Regions from separate parts of the Homo sapiens genome. Here region 1 is linked to region 2. Evidence: chromatin contacts called from ENCODE Hi-C or POLR2A ChIA-PET data. All regions are on one chromosome and are shown on one strand. Each heading gives the region's core, a stretch centred on a gene start or an enhancer-like site at or near the end of the contact. The rest is flanking DNA. Distances are from core to core; before and after follow the strand shown. Region 1 overlaps CAMK2D (calcium/calmodulin dependent protein kinase II delta). Region 2 overlaps CAMK2D (calcium/calmodulin dependent protein kinase II delta).

Evidence for each region. Hi-C counts contacts between places; a loop is a spot of excess contacts on that map. ChIA-PET counts read pairs that join two places held with the same protein, here RNA polymerase II (POLR2A). Pooled maps may share reads with other maps.
Region 1: a map with no recorded cell type shows a loop between it and region 2 (2.2-fold over the local background). The contact joins two enhancer-like sites. A Hi-C loop is called at or near these places in 1 of 168 maps with a recorded cell type or tissue (Right ventricle myocardium inferior), 1 of 37 single-sample maps with no recorded cell type and 4 of 50 pooled maps. POLR2A ChIA-PET finds 5 or more read pairs at or near these places in 3 of 52 experiments (CD4-positive, alpha-beta T cell, OCI-LY7 and activated CD4-positive, alpha-beta T cell).

What each region holds. Positions count from the first base shown.
Region 1 is chr4:113,681,537-113,688,518 of GRCh38, forward strand. The region is part of intron 2 of CAMK2D (calcium/calmodulin dependent protein kinase II delta); the gene reads right to left. Among named protein-coding and RNA genes, the nearest start is that of CAMK2D, 77 kb to the right of the region's middle. Within about 2 kb of position 3,380, at least 23 of the 41 ENCODE cell types and tissues checked have a DNase peak (open chromatin) inside an H3K27ac peak, as active enhancers do; they include OCI-LY7, where a contact is called at or near this core.
Region 2 is chr4:113,588,012-113,595,071 of GRCh38, forward strand. The region is part of intron 4 of CAMK2D (calcium/calmodulin dependent protein kinase II delta); the gene reads right to left. Among named protein-coding and RNA genes, the nearest start is that of CAMK2D, 170 kb to the right of the region's middle. RefSeq lists an enhancer at 365-534 and silencers at 5,442-5,736, 5,749-5,798. Within about 2 kb of position 5,765, at least 2 of the 41 ENCODE cell types and tissues checked have a DNase peak (open chromatin) inside an H3K27ac peak, as active enhancers do; they include OCI-LY7, where a contact is called at or near this core.

The sequences.
Region 1 (6,982 bases), core at 2,130-4,629, 91 kb after region 2:
GCACCATGAAAATGGACTAATATACTGTATATTCTTCATTTTCAGTGCAAAGATAGTGAGTGACATGGCCAGTCCCAAGAAAACATTCACTAATCCCAGAAAACTTCAAGATTATTTTGAGTAACAAAATCTCACCTCAAATTTTATGCTGAGTTAATTCCATGCTATAAAAATAAGTGATCATAACTGCAGGGGCAAAGATCATGGATAAAGACACCCAGACAATCCACTATTTAATCAAACTCTCTACTGATATTTAAACGACAACTGAAATATGAATATCTTATTTAAATGACTTCTGTTTTACATATGCCAGTAACATATTCAATTAAAAAAAAAAAACAGCCTTTTCCAGTTCCATTTTGTCATTTGATTAGTTTGTAATTCCAGTTTGCTGGTTTCTCCAGCACAAAGTATGTCTGTACTCAAAACTGACATTCTCTACCAAAATATACTAGAAAAAGCATGGGATACAGGAGCAGTGGACCTGAGTTTAAATCCTATTCTACCCCTTCCTTTCTGGGGAAATTGCTAAGCTTAATTTTCCATGCATATATGATGGAAGATGATAATGCTGTACAGGTAACTGCAAGAATTAAATCAGATTACATATGTTAAACTTTGCATCACAGAATAGGAGCTAAATGTTTTAGCTGTTTTGATAGAAGAGGAAGAGCAATCTTCAGTTTTAATTTATTCATTTTTTAAAAAATTGCCACATATAAACTGCTTTAAGAGGAAAGTATATGAGAAATTTATAAAAATGTATTTTTATATGAGAAAAATTAATTTCTCATATAAATTTATAATTTCAAATTTTAATTTATTAAAAAGTCACTCAGACTTTTATAAATTAAATTTTAAAATGTAGCTTTATTTATTTTTTCAAATATCAGAATATTATCATTCACCATTTTTATGCATTTCCAAAATTTATAATGAGGACTTTTTCTTCTTTTGGATTTGAATCTCTCATTTACTTCAGTACCATTCAGACTTCAACTTCTGTTCAAGACTGAAAAAAACTGTAATGCAATTATGAGTAGGCCATTTCTTCCTTCTTTCTCCTCTACTCCAACTTAAGTACCTAGAATCCTCACATAATCTCCAATCTTTCTCACATCTATTTTACTAAAATTATGCAAAAACCTATAATTTGATATTTATCTTATTTAAAATTAGGAATTGTATCATCTTAGCATTTGGTTCAGTAAACACATGAAAAGTGTTCCTTTACAATGACTATTATTCTAAGCAAATGTTTTAAATAAAATATTCCTCAATTGAAGTCAAAATTAGTCATCGAAGTTTTGCTGGATGAAATAAGGACTAAAGTACATGGGGCCCTATGACTATAATAAACCCATCTGCATTCACTGCTTTACTTAGATAAATAAAAGACTCATAGTTTCATCATGTTCAATCATCTGCTAGCTACCCTAAATACATTTGAGTCACATGATCTATAATGCAGAAAACAAATAAAAAGGTATTTGGAAATTAGTCAATGCTCATCCAACATCTGAAAACTGCCTTTCTAAATTAAAGTGAAGAGTGAATAAAAATCTAAGGAGCAAAATATTTTAAACACAACTAATATGTGTTATCTTACCCTATTCATGACATTTAATTGGTGATCTCAACTCCAGGTAATAGGCTGTGTGCACTTATTTTTCCCCACCCACCTCCTATCATACACAGACAAAAGAAACTATCTCAAGTGGGTGTAATGGTTCAGTTTCAAGCATTTCAAAATCCTCCACCACCTGCACAGGAAACTGTGACTGAAAACCAGACAGGGCACCGCAGAGCAGCACTGATGATACAGGAACATGGCTGAGAGGTGAATCTGGTTACTAGACAGTTGAATGAAATCAGCAGAGGGGAGATGGTACTCCCAATGAAGAGCACATGACACTTAAGGGCAAATAAACACCACCATACAATGAAAGAAGCACCAAAACCGGAGTTACTTATTAAGTGCTACGGAAACACAGATGAGAGAAAATACAATTTTACAACAATGCATAAAAGAGTTGTGAAGGCTGATATGGGCTTTGAAGAATAAATAGGCGTTTTCTGGGTAGAAAAAGATGAAGTAAATTTCAGATAAAAGGAATAGCATGATTAACATCACAGAGTCAGAAAACTATCTGGAAGGTTTGGAGAACAGCAATAGTTTGATATACTTGTCTGTGGATAACAACCTCAAATGTGAGCAGGGAAAAACATAAAAAGCTAACAAATTAATCCTGTGCTAATATGTTAAGATTTTCTGCTGCAGGAAATATCGGTTTTGATCAGAGGCACGAGGAACCAGATTCTGTGTGCAACACAATATAGTAGTTAAGAGTATAGATTTTAGAGTTAGACTGCCTGGGTTCAGACTGACTTTACCACTTAGGATTGTTTCTGACCTAGAGTGAGCTTTTTGACCTCTCTGTACCTCAGTTTCTTCTTTTGTAAAATGAGGATGTTAACAGCACCTACCTCATGGAATTGTTGAGAGATTTATATATAAAAAGTTAGAACAGTGCCTGGCATATAGGAAGCAAGACAAAACTGCTGGCTATGAATGCTGTTTTTGAAAATCAGGGTTGATGACACTGTGGAGTACACAATGGAACCAGAGAATGAAAGTCTACAGGCAGGGACTTCAGTTAGAAAGCTAATGAAAATTGTATCTGTAAAAATTAAATGCATCTGTGAGTACATTTCTTTGTAGAGATAACCACATTGGATAGCCATGTATCATATAAATTAACACGTCATACAAAATATATTTACATAAAAAGTCAGACACATGTATGTATGCATGTGTATGTATCTCCAAATCTCTTAGGCAAACTCATATACATGCCAGAATATAAGACATAAAAACAAATATACTCCCTACAGACAACCTTGTATGTACTGTATGTATAATTATAATTTCAAATTTAGTAAGTTGGAAGGTAAATGACTGAAAAGAATGATTGCTTTTTTCTTCTTTGTGTAACAGAGGACTTGCTCAGAACAAGGGAAGAAGATGACTATGCAGCTGCTCGGTAACAGCGTCTAGTCACACTCTGAGATACTGAGGTCAGCAAGAACAGAGGATGCACACTATGTCCCATCTTGCCTTTCTGCCCAGAAAGTCTCAGTTACTGGAAAAGCTTCAGAAATATTTACCAAAAAATCCATTTGAAATCCTGAAATTCTACTTCTCAGAAAAACAGTATTACTCTTGTCTAGAAATAACATTCAGGCCTCAAAGTGCTATACTGTCATTACTTCTAAAAATAAACTGAGCAAATCCAAGTCTTGAGGTCAGTTTCAAATAATGTGCTGCAGCAATGACACAAGCAACAGCTCCACTCTGTCCCACTGGAGGCAGTGCATTCCCTGAGGGCTTGAGAGCACAGGCCTGCTGCTCCTCATCTCTCCCTGGAAAGAGCTGGCAGCAGATGACCAGACAGGCCTCTAAGGCAGAAGGTACTGAGCAAAGTCCTTCTCTCTTTGTTGATTCTCTTTAGTAAGGCACCTGGAGAGAGTAAACCAATGATAGGAGGGAGTCGCCAATCCAGCAGCCTCTCCAGATGGCAGCTCAATTTTTCTCCTAGCATCCTCTAAATGATTTTCTAAGACCACCATCATGTGTAAGAATGCTTGATACCACCTTATATCATTTGAACAGATACAAATGACTTACATTTCAGACTTCTTTTTTTTTTTTTTTTTTAGACAAGGTCTTACTCTGTCACCCAGGCTGGAGTGGAGTGGCGCGATCTCTGCTCACTGCAGCCTCTGCCTCCCAGGGCTCAAGCAATCCTCCCACCTCAGCCTCCCAAGTAGCTGGAACTATAGGCGTGCGCCACAACACTTGGTAATTTTCATATTTTTTGGTAGAGATGGGGTTTCACCATGTTGCCCAGGATGGTCTTGAACTCCTGGCTTCAAGTGATCCTCCCAACTCAGCCTCCCAAAGTGTTGGGATTACAGGCATGAGCCACTGCACCTGGCCACATTTCAGACTTTAAATAGGAAACACATGAGCCCGTGAAAGGTAATAAATTAGGTGTATAAATTATGAAAAATTAGAGAAAAACAAAATTAGGTAATATTACAAGAAGTGACAAGTAGAGACATTTTAATTTTATGTCAATGTAATTAATTGATGCTATAATATAACCAATGCTATTTTTGAGAGATAGGGCTGATAATATTGTGGAGTATGGAACCAGAGAATGAAAGTCTACAAGCAAGGGCCAGGCACGGTGGCTCATGCCTGTAATCCTGGCACTTTGGGAGGCTGAGGTAGGTGGATCACTTGAGGTCAGGAGTTCAAGACCAGCTTGACCAACATGGTGAAACCCCCGTCTCTACTAAAAATACAAAATTATCTGGATGTGGTGGCGCATGCCTGTAATCCCAGCTACTCGGGAGGCTGAGGCATGAAAATTGCTTGAACCTGGGAGGCGGAGATTGCAGTGAGCCGTGATCATGCCTTGCACTCCAGCCTGGGCAACAGAAAGAGATTCTGTCTCAAAAAAAAAAAAAAGTGATAAACTAAATAAACGAATAATGAATAAATGCCAAGTCACTAAAATGTACTTGATTCTAAGCAAGATATCTGCTATTAAAACTTAATTTTTATCTTGAAAGAAATGGGAAGAAATTATCAAAATATTTTCAGATAATAAACTCCAAATAACTGATATTTATCTACATAGAAAGTTGTCCTTTACTATCTTTGTAGTAGTGTCTTCTACTATGGTTGTAGTAGTGTCAGTGCCTGTACTTTTTCTCAATTCTCTGTAAAAATACCTAAATATTGTTTACATATCTGAAAAGGTACAGGGACATACCTATATTCCCAAGTTTTCCCTTACAAAAGTAATTAACTTTTTATTTCTCTGCTTTGCTAGCAACAAAACTCTCAAAATCTTAAGTAAGGTACCCTTCTAATTGCCATAATAATTCAAACATTTCTTTAGGACCTCTAATTGTAAGAGATGATTTTTATTACACCTTTGATGCATTAATTTTTAAATTTAAGAAGGAAGCACACAGCTTACTTTTGGAATAAATTTCCTCCTGGAGTAATCAAGAATTTTGGAAATTAATTCTGTAAAAATTGTGAGCCACAACCCAAGCATCTGGAGTCCTACAATGCTCTCAATATATTTTTAACATGATCATTGAGAAAAAAGCCATCAGCCCTTATTTCTCAACGAGAGCCATTCTCATCCATAGTGATTAGTGTGAGATTTTACGCCAAGCTTTCATGAGTTTTAAGACAAACTTATTAAGCACCTTTCTTATTTACAATACAGGTATGTGTATACACACACACACACACACACACACACACATACACTTCAAGTTGCTCAATTTTAAAATAAAGATATCTTTTAAAAATAATATAGGTAGAAGGGACCAAAAAATGTAGCTCCAAAATGTAAAACTCCAGATTCATGGATATAAGTTTCCCAGGAAGGAAAAAAAATCAACTATGTATATAATAAAATGTTTGCAAAATTCACCTGGTAACCAGCCATGAGCACATGCATTCTCTTCTTTGAACTGATATGGTCGTGACCTTTCTAATCTGAGTATGGAAAATTATTAACCTTCTTCTCCCTTCCCCATTTGAAAAAAATAATTTCAACAGTCCTCATGTTAGATTTCCATTCAGGTGTTACTGAAATGTAGGAAAAACACATATTGGAGTATGTGGTAACCTTTTTATATGTTCCCAAGTAAAACCCATAGCAATACAATATTCACACAAAATGGGTGATGGGATGTTTTTTAACTTACTAACCATCAATTGATCTTACATGTCATTTTCTGTGGCTTGTGGTCACAAACCCTCTTCTTAAGGGCAAGCGAGGTCATCAATCAAATCCAATTCAGATGGCTTAACCAACTAGCATGCAAACACTGACAACCTAAATATCTGTTAGGCCTTTTATTAGGTGCACTAGTGACTGACATGGACCAATGGACACTGCCCTCCAACTCGAAATCAACAAGTCAGACAAAGGGTAGTAATATAGTTTGCTACAAGAAAAGAGCAAGTTTGTCTTGTGACTAAACAAGGAAACTTTCGGTCTCTAAGGGTTTTTATCTGGCACATCCTTCATATGAAATAACAAACTCAAGAATTCCTTGGACACCCAACCACCAGTTGAAAATGGGGAGCTTCTGACTGTTCTTGCCAGTAACATAAAAGCAGCCAAATACAAATGGACTGTTTTTATTCTCCTTTGTCTTTAAGATGAAATATTAAATCATCAGGCACCCTACCTGTTTCCTACATCCCTTCTTGGTTCAATCATCACAGAGAATCTTGTGCAAACATTATAATTTTAAGATACTTCTCTGTTACAAAATGATACATGAATTATAACTAATAAAGCAGTACACAGAATAATACTTATATTTGCAAAATGAAATACACACACGGAGAGAAATAAAACATTCACTAGGTAGATCAGGCTCAGCAAAATAAAAGCATTTAATTCTCTTGATTACTAAATAATGACTGATTTTCCATGGTTCCTAAATCTGAAAAGGCCTTCCAGAAAATTCTGCCCTCCAATGTAATCTATCAAAACTATATCTGTTGCAAAACAGTACAAAATTCTTGCCATCCAAAAGCAGCATGAAGCAAACTAATGGATCTCTCCTTAAGATTATGTATCTGCCAAACGTGTGTCCCTCACAAGGAGGTCTGTGTGTTCCCAGAATTTCATCTGGTACTAACCTCATTCAAAAGGTCTTAGAAGCTTTAGTGGGAGGGAAGGTGCATTCACCTTTCTAACTATGCCCAATCTTTAAATATGTGAAAATAAAATAGCTTTTCATCATTTTTCAGTTAAATGACATGCTCTCTGTTATATGTACTTGACATTAAAAATGGCATAGTAACCTTCATCTATTTACAAAATTATTACCTTCATACACGTTTCTAAAATTTGTGTCTCTAGCCTGCACT
Region 2 (7,060 bases), core at 4,515-7,014:
TGGAAAGGGTTGAATAGTTTTCAGATTCCAAAATAAGAGATTAAAAAAGCAAACAAAAGAGTCTTTCTTTCCAGAGACTCCATTGAAGAATGCAACCACTGAGAAAATATATTAATCCATGTATATACGTTGCATGTTTCAGTCTTGGCACCTTGTGGGTTTGAGAAAGAAAATGACAGGAAAGACTTCAATTGCTTAAATAATTATAGCCATTAGTATCAGGCTCCCCGGGTAATTGAATATCCTACTTTACTTGCTGGCTAAAAATAAGTAGCCAAATGTTTCTAAGAAAAAGACAAGGTAAATGGTACATACTGATACTTCAAATCATTAAGCATCATAATAATAAAGAAAAATCATATTTCAATTTAAGTACATCATAAATACCATGTGAGACAACACTGCCTCTATTTAGACCATACAGGCATAACTATTTTCATTTCTTAAAACGTATCATGATGTCTCATTTTGCTCAAAAGCAGATACTTGGCTAAACCAAATCTCTAGTTTTAGTACTGACCAAAAATCAATTTCTATGATTCTGAGCATACTAATTAACTATTACTTAGGCAATAGTTGGCACTGAGGCACCATTATGTAACCAAAGTAGCAAGTAGATGAAAGAAAACCTAAAACATTCACTTACAACTCTTTAAACCCTTTGCAAAACAATGCTATATTCTTCCCAGAAGTTTTCTCATGTGCTCTTCTGCAAAAGTATTTATTGAACATCTGTTATGTGCTCTAGACACTGGGGATAATAGTGATCAAAAGAGAAAAAAGTCCCTGCACTAATGGAGCTTACGTCATAGTTGGTAATATAGAAAATTAACCAGATAAATTAATTCATGGTAGTTTAATAGTGGTGTCAAAAAAGAAAAAAAAAAAAAGCCAAGGAAGGAATTAAGAAAAGTTGGTGAAGAAAGCAGATCAACTTTTAGATTGGTGGGCAGGGAAGGCCTCTGTGAGCCAAGCTCTGAGAGGAGAGCTGGGGAGACCATGCAGGTTTCTGGGAGAGGAACACTCAGGGCCAAGGAAAGAGGAAGTGCAAATACCTTGAGCTGCAATATGCCTAGCATGTCCCAGGCTGTGAGGTAGGCAGTGTGGCTGGGGCTGAGTGGGTCAGAAGGAGAGCAGTAGGCAATGTGGCAATGGAGTGTTTTGAGCAGAGGAGTGGCATGCTCTTGGAATTTGATAGGAACTCTCTGGCTACTGTGTTGAGAGAAGACTATATGAAGGTGAGGGTAGAAAGAGGAAAACTAGTTGGGACACTTTTACAGTGATCCAGCAAGCGATGATAATGGTTTTGGCCAAGGGGGTGCTGTGGAGATTCAAGATATATTCAAGTTCTGACAGATTCAAGTTCTGAATATATTAGATTCAAGAAGTGCAAATGTCTTGAAGTTGAGATATGCCTAGCATGCACCAGGCTATGAGTAAGGCAGTATGGCTGGAGCGGAGTGAAATATATTCAGTTTCTGAATGTATTTTGAATCTAATAGGAGTTGCTGATGAGTCAAATATGGTAAGTAAGAGAAGGGCGCAATGAGTCAATAATTACTCTAAGGTTTTTGGACTGTGAGCCTGAAAAAGACGGAGTTGCCACTAAGAGGAGTAACTTTGACCTTAGAGAGATGAGGAGAACTGTTTTAGATATCTTAAATTTGAGATGCCAATTAGACATGCAAGTAGAGATAGTGAGTAGGCAACAGAATGCGCAAGTCTGGAGTTTGGGTAGAGGTCTGAGTAGCAGTTGTAAATTTGGATATCATTAGCTTATAGATGGAATAATTTAAAGCCATGATACTGGATGAGATTCTTAAGAAGCAAGTATAAGCAGAGAATGCATGATGCCCAAGGACCAAGCCCTTGTACTCCTACGTTTAAATGTCTGGGAGATGAGGAAGAACCCGCAAAGAAGATACAAAAGGGTGGAAGGAAATTACCTCTATGGTATGGCCAAATTACCTCTATGATATTTTGAATATATGCATGTTAATAAGGTTAAATGAATATTCAAAAGACTTAAAATATCTTGAAGAGAGGCACAAAATCCTACTCATTTTGGGCTTCAGGGACCAGCACTGTACCAGCTACATAAAAAAACACTAAATGTATCTGTTGAATGAATAAGTGAATGGATAAATGAATGTAGAATCTTAAACATTCACTTTGGCTCAATGAATATTTATTGAGCATTTTCTAGTTCCAGAAACTGAGCAAGACACTGAGAAAACAAATATAGATAGAGATCTATCTGATAGGGAAGACAGACAGGTTAACTTGATAGTATATTGGTTTAATTTCTTGCTAAGAGAAACATCAGGCAATTAAATGGAAATATATCAGACACAGAAGAAAAAAGTATGTTATTTAGGAGAATGACAGAACTCCTTTAAAGAAAATTCTAAAATCTGATTCCCCATCCTCCCTTTTAACAAGAAATATAAGAAATTACAGTGAAAGTCAATGGATAATCATGATTCAAGATAGTCAATTTCCTATGCATAAAACTTTTCATTAACACGTCTATCACTACACGAGAACAGCAAAGAAGAAAGATGAACAAGATCATAAATTATAATTTTCTTCCAGTTCTACTTTGAAAGCTTTTTTTGAGGCTCCAATAAAAGTTCTGGTTAATTTTAGATTACTAATTTGTAATTCAAAACTTATAAACTTCAAAAGCATTTATGAAAAATCTAATTAATATTTCTCTTTCATATATTCTTTAAAACAAAAGTAACATCTTACTTAAAATAACTGGGACAGAATAACTCTACTCAGTTAGATCTTTGCCCTCACTACCTCACAGAACTGACACATATCACACAATATGACTGTATATTAGGTAAAATACATGTATACATCAAGAATGAATATATTAAATTTCAGCTGATGTATGCTCAATAATTGCTTCTACTTTTTGACTTATTTAAAATGTGAAATAATAAGTCAACATTAAACAACTAATAAGTCAACAATTCAACAGATGTTTGTTGAGTGCCTGGTATGTTTTAGTGCTGTTTACATCCTTGCTTTAGTTAGTAAAGGGAAGGAAGGTCTTCTCTCAAAATCTGCTTGTTTGTCAAGTCACATAGCTTCCTGGGACCTATTGCCATTATCTTTCCTATTTTAGAAGTTTTACTTATTTTATTCACGTAGTCAAAATTCAAAAAAAAAAAGGGAATAAGTACCTATTTCTGAGTCTGCTAAATGTCTATTAACACAATGTCATTGCATTAACTGTTGTCAATGACACAGCTATCAGCTAGTCAAACCATCATGAGAGATAAAATCTTCTTTTCTCTAATCAGATTATTGTAGTTATTTAGAAATGAAATGTTCTAAATAGAAGGCTTCAATAGAAGAGGTTCAGATCCAATTAATCATCATATCTATTACTTTTACCCCTTTAATTACTCTCTAAACTTTCCACTTTTATTCGCTCCCACTGCATTGCTCAGTTCCAAAAACTAGCATCTCTCACTAGGATGCCAATGTTCTCCAACTTGTAGCTAGAATGATTTCTCTAAATGTGTATCTCATCAGGTCACTCCCCTTAACTCTATTTTAAAAAATCAGGATCACATTTTAATGCAAGGATGGTAAAACTGGAAGTTGCTTTGGAAATTGCTCCCAGCTGGTTTCTTCAGTTCTCAGAGCCTTACCGTGCTCTCCTTTCACCCTTAAATGTAATAGCTCATCCACACTAACCTCTACATTTCTACAATTTTCCACGTCTGTCCCCTCTGGGCCTTTGCACATGTTGTTCTTCTTGGCATTGCAGGGAGGAGCTAGAATCTGTGACTAAGTAAATTCTACTCAATGTAGAGTCTTCTGTGTCTTCCCATTCCCCAGCTCATTAGACACCATTTCCTTCTGGGAGCTCACCTTGTCTTAGGGCTCACCACAGTTTATGGTTTCTTGTCTCTACTAGGTTGTAAGCTCTTTGTAGGCAGATATGTCTTATTCATGGGTTTACCTCTAGTACTTAGCAAAGTTCTTTGCATATAATTAGTACTTAATAAGTATTCATTGAATGAATGTATTATAATAGCAAATCTATTTACAGAGAATGTCTAAAGTACCAAAGCTGAGGGGGGTTGGTGGTTGTGGTTAACTGCAAGCCGACAGCAGAACCTGCCAAGTTTGGGTGTCTCAAGTAGAAGTGAAAAGTAAGCAGGGATTAAGTGGGAGTTGGGCTTCCTGTCTGCAAAGTCCAGGCTGGGAGATGAAATGGATGAGTGCATGGCAGAAAATATCATCACATACTGAAGAAGCTGACTGCTAAACTTAGCCTAACATGTTTTAAATTGTAACTTTTCCAGATTCTCTTTCATAGCAGAATGTCACTGACAGTCCACAGATATTGTCTCCAAAATGGCAATTAATACTGAATACAGCAATTCTAGCCTCTTTCAAGGAGAACCATCTGACCCAGAAGCTGAAAAGAATTTACTTAAGAAGGCACCAATTTAATAAGCATCCATGATTTTACATTTAATTAACTTTTTGAGAAAATTGTGCTTTCAAAATCTAGTTAAACAAAAGAGGTAGTAAATCTCTTTAATGCCTCAACATCAAATTCCAATGGAGTATGATTTTTTTTAAAGTTTCAGATTTTTTTTTCTGAGAAATATCAAACTGCTTTTATTATCCGTCTCGGCAACCTATAATATATAAGAAACAGATCAAACTAATAATCTTAAACATGTCTTAAAAATGTAAATTTCTAGTCTTGATTTCTGACCTCCAGCTAATGAATTATTATGCCTTGCTTGTATTTTCAAATCCAAACCATTTAGTAGTTTATAACTGGATTTTTATAAAATTTGACATTTTATTTATTTATTTATTTAAGACAGAGTCTCTTGCTCTACCCAGGCTGGAGTGCAGTGGCATGATCTCAGTTTACTGCAGCCTCTGCCTCCCGGGTTCCAGTGATTCTCCTGCCTCAGCCTCCCAAGTAGCTGGGATTACAGGTGTGTGCCACCATGCCTGGCAAATTTTTGTATTTTTAATAGAGATTGGGTTTCGCCATCTTGGCCAGGCTGGTCTCCAACTCCTGGCCTCAAGTGATCTGCCTACCCTGGCCTCCCAAAGTGCTGGGATTACAGGTATAAGCCACTGTGCCCAGCCTAAATTTAACATTTTAAATAAAGCATTATGAGGACTTTTGGTTTCCGGTATGGTGTGTAAGGAGCTTAAAAGTCCATCACTCTGTAATTAGAACAAGTAAAATACTGAACAAACTGACAAATTAACACTCTTCTTAGATCTGCCATAGAAGTGAGTTTACAGTGCAAACTGCTGCCCCTAAAATTGGAGAGTAAGACAGGTTAGGATAGAGTGTCACAATTTATCAGAGCAGAAATCCACGAGCAGAAACCTCCTCTGAACCATCATGAGGTAGGAAAACATAAACTTTTAACTGATGAATTGCTGAAGGATCAGTGTGGACAAGTCTGAAAGATAAAAACTTTAGGGGGACCTAATCTTAAGGGGATCCTCACACTTCTGTGAGTTTTACTTCCAAGAGTTGTATCAGAGCTTCACAGTGAATACCAGAGGAAAAATCTCTTTCTGCTTCTGGAAGAAGGAGGAGAAAAGAAACAACTTTGAAATATGGCAGAGAATGCTGTTTGTCTTAACAAGGTCTGCCCTCAGGAACAACTACTTTAGTAGAGCCCAACCTGCTGGGGTTTTATCAGAGTCTAACAAACCTAGGGAAATAGAAATCCCCAATTCTACCCAGCTGTACCCTTAAGCACCAGTGTAGATCACAGTCTAGAGGTACAGGCTTATGAAAAGACTGAGATCTAAATATAGGACTACAGAATGCTTCCTCTTTCCCCATAACTTACCACTATTATTATTGAAGGCTTATTTACCAGAGTTGTGCTTTTTTTTTTCCTAACCTAGTGTATTAGTCCATTCTCACATTGCTATAAAGAAAAACCTGAGACTGAGTAATTTATAGCAAGCTTAACTGGCTCTTCTTCAGGCTGCACAGGAAGTATGGCAGCATTTGCTTCTGGGGAGACCTCAGGGAGCTTTTACTCATGGCAGAAAGCAAAGCAGCAACAGGCACTTCACATGCTGAAAGCAGGAACAAGAGAGAGAAGGAGGAAGGCCACACACATTTAAATGAACAGATCTCAGGAGAACTCACTCCTTATCACGAGGACAGTACCAAGAGGATGGTGCTAAACCATTCGTGAGAAATCCAACCCCATGATCGAATCACCTCCCAGCAGGCCCCACCTCCAACACTGGGGATTACAATTCAACATGAGATCTGGTGGGGACACAGATCCAAACCATATCACCTAGTACATCATGCCCACCTTTCAATAAATAACAAGGCATACTAAAGGGCAAAAACACAGTTTGAAGAGACTGAAAAAGTTTCAGAACCAGAGTCAAATATGACAAATATGTGGGAATGATCAGACCAGACATTTTTTAAAACTGTGAATCATATATGAAGGGCTTTAATGGAAAAAATAAGATGCCATGCAAGAACAGGTGGATGATGTAAACAGAGAGATGAATATTCTAAGAAAGAATCCAATAGAAATGCTAGCTTGACCATCAAAAGCACTATACCAGAAAAATGGAGAATGTCTTTGATAGGCTCATTAGTAGACTAGACAGGGCTGAGAAAAGAATCTCTAAGCCTGAAGATATGACAATAGAAAAAACTTCTAAAACTGAAGAGCAAAGGAAGAAAAAGACTGATAAAAAAGAAAGCAAAGAATATCCAAGACAACTTAGATTGTGGGACGATGACAAAAAGTGTAAATATGTGTAATTTGTGTAATGGGAATAGTGGAAGGAGAAGAAAGAGAGAAAGAAATAGTAACAACATTTGAAGCAATAATGACTGATAACTTCCTGAATAATTATTGTGAGACAGCAATAACAGTTTGACAGTTTCCTCAGATCCAGGAAACTCAGAGAACACAAGGTATGATAAATACTAAAAAACAATCCCTAGGCATACCACATTCAAACATCAGAAAAACAAAGAAAAAGAAAAAACAAAGAAAAAATC